3 separate regions of the Mus musculus genome follow, and all the other regions are linked to region 2. The links are chromatin contacts, found by Hi-C or POLR2A ChIA-PET in ENCODE. All regions are on one chromosome and are shown on one strand. Each heading gives the region's core, a stretch centred on a gene start or an enhancer-like site at or near the end of the contact. The rest is flanking DNA. Distances are from core to core; before and after follow the strand shown. Region 1 overlaps Gm34455 (a long non-coding RNA gene). Region 2 holds the start of Dusp1 (dual specificity phosphatase 1). Region 3 overlaps 1700049J03Rik (a long non-coding RNA gene).

What was found. Hi-C counts contacts between places; a loop is a spot of excess contacts on that map. ChIA-PET counts read pairs that join two places held with the same protein, here RNA polymerase II (POLR2A).
Region 1: a loop to region 2 is called in a map of heart, with 7 times the contacts of the local background. The contact joins the enhancer-like site here to the promoter of Dusp1 in region 2. A Hi-C loop is called at or near these places in 16 of 37 maps with a recorded cell type or tissue (Patski, adrenal gland, gastrocnemius and 2 more). POLR2A ChIA-PET finds 5 or more read pairs at or near these places in 4 of 5 experiments (Patski and embryonic stem cell).
Region 3: a map of heart shows a loop between it and region 2 (6-fold over the local background). The contact joins the enhancer-like site here to the promoter of Dusp1 in region 2. A Hi-C loop is called at or near these places in 8 of 37 maps with a recorded cell type or tissue (CH12.LX, T-helper 1 cell, heart and 1 more). POLR2A ChIA-PET finds 5 or more read pairs at or near these places in 5 of 5 experiments (Patski and embryonic stem cell).

The regions. Positions count from the first base shown.
Region 1 is chr17:26,464,769-26,469,031 of GRCm38, forward strand. It overlaps Gm34455 (a long non-coding RNA gene), which reads right to left. Exons shown (of 3, transcript XR_876694.2): 3 at 2,886-4,263. Among named protein-coding and RNA genes, the nearest start is that of Gm34455, 37 kb to the right of the region's middle. Within about 2 kb of position 2,073, at least 2 of the 3 ENCODE cell types and tissues checked have a DNase peak (open chromatin) inside an H3K27ac peak, as active enhancers do; they include gastrocnemius and heart, where a contact is called at or near this core.
Region 2 is chr17:26,506,108-26,510,393 of GRCm38, forward strand. It overlaps Dusp1 (dual specificity phosphatase 1), which reads right to left and starts at 2,365. Exons shown (of 4, transcript NM_013642.3): 1 at 1,850-2,365; 2 at 1,467-1,612; 3 at 878-1,097; 4 at 1-543. The coding sequence starts at 2,216. The coding sequence ends at 173.
Region 3 is chr17:26,546,745-26,550,707 of GRCm38, forward strand. The region is part of intron 3 of 1700049J03Rik (a long non-coding RNA gene); the gene reads right to left. Among named protein-coding and RNA genes, the nearest start is that of Ergic1, 13 kb to the right of the region's middle. Within about 2 kb of position 1,292, at least 1 of the 3 ENCODE cell types and tissues checked has a DNase peak (open chromatin) inside an H3K27ac peak, as active enhancers do; it is heart, where a contact is called at or near this core.

The sequences.
Region 1 (4,263 bases), core at 823-3,322, 42 kb before region 2:
GCCCCACCCAATCCCACAGTGGTGGGAACTCGAACTATTGGCTTAACCTGTTAGTGTGTTGGGGGTCTAATCTGTAAAAGGATATGAAAGTCTGATGATAAGAATTCAAGGACCCATATGAAGCCCGCAGCCTGCGTCAGTGCTCCATCGGCAAAGGTCTTATTGTTCTTCCGTGAGCAGAAGCAGGAAGCTACGTACCATGGCCAGTGTAAGCACTCTGGGGACCAAGGCAGGTAGCGTGGTCATTGAAACCCTCCGAGTAGCTCTGGAGACAGTATGGCCCTCTGTCACATTAGAACAGAGACTCCCAACCTCTCAGAAGCATAGACCGCCTGCTAGAAATGTAGAGCTGGCGGGAAGCGTGACCCTGTCCCCCGTGAGCCCTCAGCCCAGGCCTGCCCACATGACCCAGCTTCCTGTTTGTGATACCAACATTGGAGGGAGGAAATCAACAACCCCACCCAGGGCTAGAGGGCAAGAATGTGGATGTGCTGACGTCAAAACTTGTCCCAGTTCTGAAGAGATGGGATGGGAAGGGCTTCCTGCTGAGCTTCTGAGCTAGCCTGCTCTGAGGGAGCTGAGGTGACCTGTGACAGCCCACTCAGCTTTCTCTGTGGGGTGCTGCAGGGGTGAACTCGTGTCCTGCCACAACACAGCTGTAGGACCTGGGCAAACACGTTGCAAGTCTCAGTCCCGTGTGTATAAGGGAACGGCAATGCTAATGGAGCAAGGGTACCCATCAGGTCTGAGAGAAGCCCTCCCTCAACCGTGAGCCTTCTCCTCACTGAAAGAGCCACAGGAGAACCTTGCCTTCAAGAAAGATCCAAGCCCCTCCTGGGGTGAAGCATGCCCTCGCTTCCTTCAGCTCCTGCCACCATCTACCTGGCTGGCAAGGCAGGGAAGGAGAGGAAGCCAGTCACAGAGCATGAAGTATTTCCAGGGGTGGTGAGGAGGAGTTTGTCCAGCATTTATGCTGTGACTCAGGCTGAAGCCTGGACTCAGGCACTTCCTGGTCTAGTGACTCAGTTTCCCTTGTTATACAGCAGCATCACAACACAAGGCCTGCTTTTCAGCTTTGAAGAGGCATTGAGGCAACTATTGAGTACTGGTAGGGCCCTTCATGCCCCATGCTTGGAGGGCCTACTACGTGCCTGAGGCTCTATGCACATTTGATCTTGATTCTTGGCTGAGCCTAGAGAAATTAGAAATACTATTGACCACATTGTATGGCGTGATAAGCAGGCCAAGGGACAGCCTAAGCTCATGGAGCCGGGGACCAGCAGAGTCCAACGGAGAGCACAGGCCTCACTAGCATCAGGAATGTGCCTTCCATTGGAAGCATGCCCTAATAGTATTAGGTCATGCCCTTGACCCCAGCAGATGTTTCAGGGACCCCTCCCCACCTCTACCCCATAGAAGGTCTCCTGGTCCACTCTCCAGCCTGACCCTCTGGTTTCAAATGTGTCCACATAGGCTGTAGGAACTTGGCTCAAGTCTGGCCTCCTTTCTATAATAGACTGCTTGGAATCCAAAGCTGGAGTCCTGGTGTCCTCTGTCCCACATGCCTGGAAAGGCACTGTCAAGGTTCTTCACCCTATGAGACTGAATTTCCAAGCTTGGTACTGAAGGAGAGCTGGCATGGAGGACTGACACAGGGTCCATGAACCCCCCCCCTAGGAAGGCAGAGCCCCCTACAGCAAGCACCTGGGAGGGAAGGACCAGGAGTGGGGCCGCCATGGGGCCAGCTGGGCCCTCACTGGGCTGTCTGCCCTCCTCCATTTTCTCTCATTTTCCTCTAGGACATCACTTAGCCCCATTTTGGAGCCTGGATTAGACTCGAGGTTGGCTGCCCCCAAAAACTTGCAACCTGGTCCATACCCATCTTTCCCCTGAGCCTGAGTTCCCCGGTATGCTACAAAATTCGGGAGCCCCCCCTCCCCCAGTTACTGATGAAGACATCACATCTTTAAAGACCCTAGTACATCTCACAAAGCATCAATAAACTGGCATCCAGACCCAGGGAAGGGTCCATGAATGATCCTGAGAGCCCCTTCCTTGGGTGTCCAGCAGGTGGCAGCATCAGTCCCTTGTTGGCACACAGACTTTTGCTCTCAAATGCTTTATAGATTTTGTTAGCAATCCCCCCACCCCACCCCGTTCCACCCTGAGCTACACCCCCAAGCCCTTACAGAGTTTCATGCCATTGGTGGTGAGGAACTAGATTTAGAAGTTGATGCTCCTGGAGAATTTCCTGCCCACTAATCCCATAGGCCCTTGCTCCTAGCAAGGCTGCGGGCCAGCCCTGTGGGAAGAAGCAGAGGGAGCCTTACCCTGGAGACCCCTCCTCCCGCCGCCCTGCCTGGCTCTCCACAGCCCTCTGCATCCAGGGCTCTCTCACTTTCTCCACCCTCTTCCTGCTTTTCTTCCTCTTTGTGTGAATTACAGGAACAGTTCACAGGTTCTTTTCTTTTTTAAACAATTTTACTTTATTTTTATATTTTATATATGAGTACATGGTAGCTGTCTTCAGACACTCCAGAAGAGGGCATCAGATCTGGTTACAGATGGTTGTGAGCCACCATGTGGTTGCTGGGAATTGAACTTAGGACCTCTGGAAGAGCAGTCAATGCTGTTAACTATTGAGCCATCTCTCCAGCCCACACAGGTTCTTTTCCAGGGCCAGTATGCAGCACACAAGAGGAGTCTTTTGGAGTGTTCAAGTGATGGTGGGAAAACAGTCAATAATAAAGGAAGAAAGGAACTTCTTTTTTTTAATTCTTTTTTTAAATTTATTTATTTATTATATGTAAGTACACTGTCAGACACTCCAGAAGAGGGAGTCAGATTTTGTTACAGATGGTTGTGAGCCACCTGTGGTTGCTGGGATTTGAACTCTGGACCTTCAGAAGAGCAGTCAGGTGCTCTTACCCACTGAGCCATCTGACAGCCCAGAAAGGAACTTCTTCAGGAACTTCTTCACAGGCCCTGGCAAGCATCCGTCTGGTGATATGACAGGGTGACCAGCGGGAGGCATGGAGGAGGCAGGGAAGTGGCCAAGGACAAGGGAATCCACACAGAGGTGCAATCCTCAAAGGCCCTTGGGCAGCCAGGGATGTCTTGGGAATCCAAGGAGGCTGGTGCCATGCTTTTCCAAGATGCCGACTAAAGGGTGCATCAGCTTGCCACAGCCCATATAGCCACAAACACAGAGAAGCAGTTCCTGGGTTCTCAGACGAAGAAACTAGGACCCTCAGCCAAATCAGGGACCATAAGCAACCAGGAAAAGAAAGAAAGAAAAGACAGAGTTTAGCCTGTGCAGAGTGCAGGTACTCTGTTGTGCCGTAGCGGCTACTTTATGTAGATGAAGGGATGAAATGGGAGTCTCAGAAGGAAGGAACACGCCTAGGGTCATGAAGAATAGCAGACCTGAGCCTTGTACCTGAGGCTTCCCCATGGAGGTAGCTAGCACCCTGTGCCCTAGATACCTCAGAGCCACCCGGAGGGCCTTTCCTTCCTCGGGCCCTGCAGCCATCCCGCTGAAGCTCCTTAGGGTCCCTTGAGGTCAGCCAGCAAGTCTTATTCTCACAACCCTCCCCTGGCACTCCACGTTTCCGTAGCAATGCTCTACCCTCTCCCACCGCTGCCACCACACCACACCACATCACACCAACCCTGTTGCCTCTCCCTGGATGGCTCTCTGTGTGACTAACACCTAAGGTCACCACATTGTGTCTGTCTCCCCCACCAGACTGCACCTGAACCCCACGAAGGTCTCAGCCTCATGAATCAACCTTTATATGGCCCCTGCCTACCACACTGATAACATGTATTCATTCGTACCCAGAGCTGCATGTGTAGAGAAAGAGCTCTGTGGACTGGAGACCTTTGCTTGAGCCTGTGCCAGGACCTTGACCTGCAGGAAGAAGGTCAGAGAAAAAAAATGGCAGCTGTGACCTAGGCCAAGTCCTCCAGAGTGGGGCCATCTGGGTCATGGGTAGCATTAGTGCTGGGGACATGGCATCAGCAGGCTTAGAGATATCTCTTGTGCACAAAATAGAGATGAGTGAGCCCTAGAACGTGACCTGGAACATCTTCTAGGGTATAGGGAGGGTGGAGTCCCCGGAGCTCTGAGCAAGGTGGCAAAGTGTGTGAGGGTCTGACTCAGCCAGGAACTATTGGGGAACATAGGAAAATGGGGACAGACACCACTCTTGCACAAGCAAGGTTTGGGCACAACCCAAAGGACTGTCACTTGCTGGGCCA
Region 2 (4,286 bases), core at 1,115-3,614:
GTTGTGACTGCTTAGGAACTCAGTGGAACTCAGGAGGAGTTGGGGGGTGAGGGGGGTGTTAAATAAATAAGGACCAGCTCCCATGAGCCTCTCCCAGAGTTATTGCATTGCTCCTCCCACAGGAGGAGTGGCGACCCGGTGGCAAGTGAAACTCCACACCTCCCCTTGCCCTTCAGCAGCTTGGAGAGGTGGTGATGGGGCTTTTAAGGTAGTTCAGGGCACTGTTCGTGGGGTGGACGGGGATGGAAACAGGGAAGTTGAAGACTGTGGTAGTAGAGGTGCCCCGGTCAAGGACAGCCATGGCAGGGCTCCCAGCTTCAGCAGAGCAGTGAGGGGCTAGCACTTGGGACTCAAACTGCAGCAGCTGGCCCATGAAGCTGAAGTTCGGGGAGATGATACTCCGCCTCTGCTTCACAAACTCAAAGGCCTCGTCCAGCTTTACCCGGTTAGTCCTCATGAGGTAAGCAAGGCAGATGGTGGCTGACCGGGAGATGCCGGCCTGGCAATGAACAAACACTCTCCCTCCAGCATCCTTGATGGAGTCTGGAAAATAAAGTTATGGGTTACTCAAAAACTCAGAACAGCTGAGCCCAGATCAAGGATGGCTAAGAAATGTCTTGTGTCCTGTCCAGAAATGGCCAGGGTCTGCCTCTTGCAGTCATGCAGACCCTATGTGTATACTATGCAAAGGATAGCAGGGGATTTAAACCCGGACTGGGTATCTACACTTATAATCCTGGACAAGACAGTCAGTTCAACTGAGTCTCAGTGAGGAGGAAGGCTTGGGTGAGGATCATTTAAGCTGCCACCCAAAAGACTGGGCTCAGTGGCTACAGTAGGGACAGAAGCAGAGGTTCCAGATAGTTATTCCATTTACCTATGAAGTCAATAGCCTCGTTGAACCAGGAGCTGATGTCTGCCTTGTGGTTGTCCTCCACAGGGATGCTCTTGTACTGGTAGTGACCCTCAAAGTGGTTAGGACAATTGGCTGAGACGTTGATCAAGGCGGTGATGCCCAAGGCGTCAAGCATATCCTTCCGAGAAGCGTGATAGGCACTGCCCAGGTACAGGAAGGACAGGATCTCCACTGGGCCCCCCTGAAGTCAAAAAAACAGTCCAGCATTCGTCAAGCTCGTCCAGCGTGAGCACCAGTACCCATGCCCACAAAAACTCCCCGCTGAAAACGGGAGTTTCTGAAACTGGTGACCTCAGCACTGCTGTTGACATATTAAAATATTCGTAAAGAATCAAGCCCATTGGCCTGGACAGAGCCAACAAGCTCTTCCGTGCCAGCAACTGGGAGACTCAGCTCCATCCAATTGCTTCATGATGGACTAAAGATCCTCGTGTCCCCGCTAGTATAAATAAAGCTGCAGCCGCTTTCTATATCCTCCTGGCACAATCCTCCTAGACCTCTGCCAGCTCTGCCACCTCCCTGCCCTGCATGGACCCGGACTCCTACTAACCTGATCGTAGAGAGGGGTACTACAGGAGCTGCATCCGGATTCTGCACTGTCAGGCACACTAGTACTCAGGGGGAGGCTGAGCCCCGTGGGGGTGGACTGTTTGCTGCACAGCTCAGGGCAGGAAGCCGAAAACGCTTCATATCCTCCTGAGAATACAAAGGTACATATTTTCTCATTAGCACCACCGACACAGTACCTGGAGACAAGCCACTCACCCACCAGGGGCTGCGAGTTTACAAGGAAGGCTTAAGGAAGTCTTTGTTATGGGAGTGAAACAAAGCCACTGACAAGCCCCTGGAGACTGGACGCCGGCGCCCCCATACTCCAGGTGGGACGCCCCTTCCCTAGCTGATGGCATAAGTCCTGCCAGAGCTAGAGCGTACCTTGGAGAAAGAAGACTTGAGTGGAGCGCGCCTCTCGGCAGAGCGCGCCCGCGGCCAGGGCCAGGGTGCCGTCGCGCTTGGCGCCGTCCAGGGAGGCGCTGCGCTCGTCCAGCAGCACCACGGCGTGGTAGGCTCCGGCCAGCAGGCGGCCACGCAGTTCAGCGTTGGGCACGATATGCTCCAGGCCCATGGCGCCCTTGGCGCGGCGCCGCACGATGGTGCTGAAGCGCACGTTCACTGAGCCCGCGATGTGGCCGGCGTTGAAAGCGAAGAAGGAGCGACAATCCAACAACAGGCACTGCGCGGCGCCCTCTCGCAGCAGCGCGCGCAGCCCCCCGGCGTCCAGGATGCCCACCTCCATCACCATGGCCAGCCCCAGCGACCCCAGCGTGCCCGTTCTGCGGTTCTCCAGAAAAAGTCGGTCGATCTTGTGCGGTGTCCTGTGGCCCTAAGTCCCCAAGTGCTCGCTGCTCCTAATCTGGCTTCACCGCGCTTTCCTCCCGCCAGTCCTTCACTGCGCGCTCGTCCGACGGAGCGCGGTTTTATGTAGCCTCTCGGGGGCGGTCCCGGGCGCGGCACAGAAGCGGGGGGTGGGGTGGGGGTGGGGGAGAACGGTTTGTTTGTTTGAATGGCAGACACGTGACCGGGCGGTGACGTCACCCGCCCTACCGAGCTTGGCGCCGCCAAAGCCAAAAGCAAAGACGTCATCGGCCTAGGAGCCTCTCGGCTCTGAGCGCTGGCTCGCAGCCCGGCCCCCACCCTCCTGTCCTCTGGGCTCGCAGGCAGGACGGCGCGCTGCCAGCCCGGGTGGCCAGGACGCGCGGCCTGAGGACACCTGCCCTGCTCCCCTCCGCGGGTCTCCGCCGAACGAGCGGGGCCACTCCTGGTATCACGTTCTCAGCTGGCCCGGCTCTGGCTGCTGGAGTGGTGGGCGTGGCGAGCTGAGCGGGAAAGGGGAGTGGGTAGTGAGAGATGACTAATTCGGTCTATAGCCCTCTGGCTATACCGAGGACAAATGGCGAGAGTTGAGACGTCCTTCTTGAATGTCACTTTAAAAGTTTTACGCTGAACAAGGGAATGCTTCCAGTTAGTTCCCACCCCCCACCCCGGAGTGTTATCTTTACCGCGGTGGTCCCTAGAGGACTTACTTGGAGCAAAGGGAGGAGGGTTGCAAGATCTTTGGAGCCCAGGTTTAACATTGGGGTTGGGGGGGTGGGGTGGGGGAGACTTGGGTAGAGCTCCACAGCGCCGCCTAGGGACGGCCCAGAACATTGTCGTCGCGTGGCATCAAGAGGATGCTGCTAGCCGCTGCTCCTCTGTCCCCCAACACAACTTTCTTTTGTTTTGTTTTGTTTGTTTCAGAGAGGATCTTGCTGTGTAGCTCTGGCTAGTCTTGAACTCATAGAGATCCTCCTGTCCCTGACTTACTAAGGATTAAAGGCATCTGCCCTCGTGCCTTTCATCTCCACTGAACAGAAGCTGAGCACACCAAGGACTCAGGGCCAAGAGCCTTGAATCCGCCACTCTGTGGGACAAACTGTACTCATCACACCTGGGAAGACCGAAATGGTGTGTGTGTGTGTGTCCTTCCACAAAACTCCATGACTACAGGGTAGGCAGTGAGTCCGCCGCAACACCACGGAGTTGGATACACAAACATAAACATTGCACCACTCTGAAGGGGTGCCGAGTCAGGAACATTCTGCGGTTTCTTCCTCTTTGCAAGGGGAGGTGTCTTACTACCATGTGTCTTTGCCCAGCAACGTCCGCTTTGGCCTCTCTTAGCTCTTGCGCTCTGCCTAGATTCTTCTGTAAATTCAGAATACGTTATTTTTAAAGGGCGTTTTTACATTCCTTTGAGCATTGATCCTAAAAGAACAGCAAAGAAATCTTCAGATAACACCACCCTCCCTACATCTCAGAAGAGCGACAGAAAGAAAAAAATTATTTGTTTATTCTACTTATTCAGCTGAGGACCTCAACATATTTTTTGCATTGAATCATAAAATGTTACAGCTGCTGCCTTTTCAAACTGCATACCAACTTCAAATTTTCCTTTTATTTTTGTTTTTGCAAGGCCATTCATTATACCCTTCTCTACCCAAACTTTTCAAAAAGACCTTTTTATATGAGTACAGTGGCATGGTTGGGCACTGAAGTCAGAGGTCTGCTGGTCGCTGTGGAGTTCTGCCCTCTTCCCTTCCTAGAAGGAGCCTAAAGAGCTGGAACTGCTGCCAGTTGACTGTTGGGGAGCCAGCCATCCTCTTCCCGGATGAGCCTGCAAGGTAGTTTCAGTACAGCTGGTACCATGCGTGACTCGGTGGCATTCCCTTGTGAAGCAGAAGGGGCAGAACACCCAGACCTTTCCCCTCCCGTGAGTCACCCACTCTCAGTTTTTCCCTTCCCAACACAATGATGCTTGGATCACATGGGCCAT
Region 3 (3,963 bases), core at 42-2,541, 40 kb after region 2:
CATTGTAGTCTTTTAGTAAATATTTGTTAAAAAAAAGAAAGAAAGAAAGAAAAAGAAAGAGAGAGAGAGAGAGAGAGAGAGAGAGAGAGAGAGAGAGAGAGAGAGAAAAGAAAAAAGGAAAAAAGAAAAAGCCCTTTTCTGTCAGGTTCAGAAATAGACTGAAGGTCTCTGGTGGTAGACCCCTGTAGAAGTTAGGCCTGATTCTTTCTCCTAGCCCCATACTCCCAGACATAAGACTCAGACTCAAAATATATTTACAATACCTTGGCCATATAGCTAGACTCTACTCTGACAAGATCATAACTTAAATAACCCAATTATTTTAACCTACATTCTACTATGTGGCTGGTTCCCTGTACTTAGATACCATGTATCATACATTCCACTATGTGGCTGGTTCCCTGTACTTAGATACCGTGTATCATACATTCCACTATGTGGCTGGCTCCCTGTACTTAGATACCATGTATCAAGAGAGCAGAAGATGCCCTGGGGGAGAGGGTCCTGAAGATATGGCCACAAGGACTGGCCAATCAGAGTAAGAGCAGCCCAGGCGGAACATAGTCATATCTCAGAGATGGAGGATTGACATCTGCCCACTTCTAGTGCAGCTCAAGGCTCATTGCAAATATAAAAGTTTTGTCTTTTATCTGGGAACTAAGCCATCAAAGGTGGGGTAGAAATCCCCAATTGATATTAATTTTCACAACAGACCCCTCTCCCAAGGCTGTGGCACCCCTGGAGACCACCAGAAGATCTAAACTGGGCCTTCAACCAGGATCTCGTAACACAACTGACTTTCAAGTTCTTCCTCAGATCCTAGTCCAGAGTTTACTGGCTGGGAACATCCAGGAATGCCCACCTTTAGCGCCTGCTCCTCCCAAAGCCGACTGTCCTGAGAGAAGCCATCAGTAAGGATAGCCTTGGCCAGGGCAGGGTGAGTGCAGGGACCTCCGCTGTCCTCTGTGTGCTTCTCCTGCTTGAGGAGTTTTTCAAATAGAGAACTTTTGAAACTACACAAACAGTATTCCTTTAATTAAATACTTGGCAAAATAAAACCTGAACGTCCCCAAAGCAAATCCTCTTTTCTGAACTGTGCCCCGATTACTGCATGATTCTGAGGGGTGGACTCGGAAGAAGACTGAGCCCCTCCGTTCCAGCAGGGAACAATGAAGGGCGTTACTCCTGGGGGGCAGGCAGGATACAGTTGATGTCTACATCCTGTCTACACTACCCTAAAACACTTCCTGGGGCTTGGGGCCAGATTTCTTGAATTTCACTTAACTGGGAAGCTGGATCAAGGCTCTGCTGAAAATGAGGCTGGGTGTAAAGGAGGAAATGGGAGGGGGACAGAGTGGACTGAATCCACGGGGGAGGGGGACAGAGTGGACTGAATCCACGGGGGAGGGGACAGAGTAGACTGAATCCACGGGGGAGGGGACAGAGTGGACTGAATCCACGGGGGGGGGGGGACAGAGTGGACTGAATCCACGGGGGGGGGACAGAGTGGACTGAATCCATGGGGGTGGGCAGAGTGGACTGAATCCATGGGGGGGGGCAGAGTGGACTGAATCCACGGGGGAGGGGACAGAGTGGACTGAATCCACGGGGGAGGGGACAGAGTGGACTGAATCCATGGGGGGACAGAGTGGACTGAATCCATGGGGGAGGGGGACAGAGTGGACTGAATCCATGGGGGGGGGCAGAGTGGACTGAATCCACGGGGGGGGGACAGAGTGGACTGAATCCATGGGGGGGGCAGAGTGGACTGAATCCACGGGGGGGGGGCAGAGTGGACTGAATCCACGGGGGGGGGACAGAGTGGACTGAATCCACGGGGGGACAGAGTGGAATGAATCCATGGGGGGACAGAGTGGAATGAACCCGGGGGGGGGGGACAGGGGACGACAGAATGGAATGAATCCACGGGGCCAGCAGAGACTCTGATCACAGTCCCTGATCCTGCCCCCAGGGAGCCTCTGACACCTGCAGACAGGATGAGGCTCAGGATCCAGTCAGATGCAGATCCAAGGCAGTCATGACAGAGCCCACCCTGACCCTCACTTGCTCCATTTTGCTGAGAAAGAAACTGAGGCCAGAATGGGGACTGGGCAACCCCAATCAAGGTGACCTAAGTCAGCAAAGATTGGATCCATCCCAGGATTCTATTACTGCTCTGGAAGCTTTCTCTTCTGCCTTCGTCTCTATTTTGTGTCCATCAATACCCGTGGGTGATGTGAACCGCTTCTCATAGGGGCTCTTCACCTGACAGCTGGAAGCTGGCTGGAAGCACCCGAGCAGACTAGAATGTTCCTGTTTATAGGTTTAGTCACTGCACAGAGAGCTGAGTACTTCCACAGGGAGGGAAAGAGCTCATGGCTTCCCAGAAGGAAAGGAACAAGGGAGGGTGGAAAGGAGGAAGAAGGCTTTTCACTCAGAGCCTTAGTTTACAAATGAAGAGACTCACAGGGGTGGCCAGTGTGGTGAGTGACTTCAGAGTCACCCAGCCTCCCTTGCTTTCCTGTTTCCTGGAGCTCAGCCTGACCCTGGGCATCACAGCCCACCCAGAGGAAACAACAGTCATCAGTCAGGATGGCAGAGACACCTGTGTCCGGACATCAGCTCAGTCAGTGCAGTGCTACCCACACAGTGACACACACAGGCGTTGGGACACAGGAATCCAGACAGACTCCCTTTGCTTAGCTAACAAGCAGGAGAAATGGTGGATCCTGGGCGATGGGGAGGTCCTAAACCTTCGGAGGAATGCAAGGAAGAGCCTGCCCCACCCCCCACCTAGCTACATCACTAGAAGACTGCGGAGGAGGGGCCAGGTGAGCTCCAGGTCAGATCCGAATGACTTGGAGATGAGCAGCTGGTGCTGAGTCACTCAGCCTACGTGAGCTATCTGACGCTGCAGGTGAGGTTAGCACTCCCTGGGTGCGACCTTGCAAGAATATGAGCTTCAAAGCCCTGAGAAATGTAGCGGGAATGGCCACGCCTCAAACCAGAGGGTCATCGTGTGCTTGTACAAACACTCCCTCTGTGTAGTCTGGAAGATGCCACCAGCAGTCCCCTGAGAGTGAAAGGCAGAGGACCATTTCAGTGAATGCAACCTGTGAGCTAGATTCCAGACATCAGCCATAAGACATGATTTAGAGCCACCACGGACCCCAGGGTAAGAATGAGCAAGCTGAGGCCCAGAGCAGTTCACTACCTGCTTTGGATCACACACCCTGAGAACCGAGGGGAGGGACAGGGATAGGATTAAAACGTAGTATCAGCATAGTCCAAAGCACACCGTCAAGAGACTACTCAGCCAGTGTCCAATGCAGCCTTAACGCTGTGGGTCTCAACCCCTGTGGGGTCTTAAATGAACTTTTAAGAGGGATTGCCGAAGACCATCAGAAAGTGCAGATATTCACATCACAATTCATAACAATTCAAAATGACAGTTATGAAATAGTAACACCACAACATGGGGAGCTGTATTAAAGGGTCACAGGGTTAGGAGGGGTAAGAACAAGTGCCTTAATGTGTCATCAAAGAAGGGTCTGAGTTGTGCCTTGCAAAGGAAATGGACATGGGGTCACCCAGTGAGGACAAGGGAGGCAGGAGGCAGGGCTCAGAAAACAGACCAACACATCTAGCATCTTCCAAAGAACACTGAAAATGTTAGAATTTCACCTTCTAGGGGTCAGGGCCCAAGGTGGGTTCTCTGCTATGGGGAGTATGTGACAAACTGGAAACACTGCATTTACATACACTCTTTTACATACATGCACACATGTGTGATAGAGAGCTGGCCACTAAGGCAGGAGGACATTTGCATCTCCTCTCCACACTACAAATGAGGGTAGGTGAGCTGATATTACATGAGTACCTACTGTGTGTGTGGCTGGCATTCTCCAGATACATGTGGCACCTTGCAGGCTCCGGAATCAATGTATTGACCATTTAGTTGAG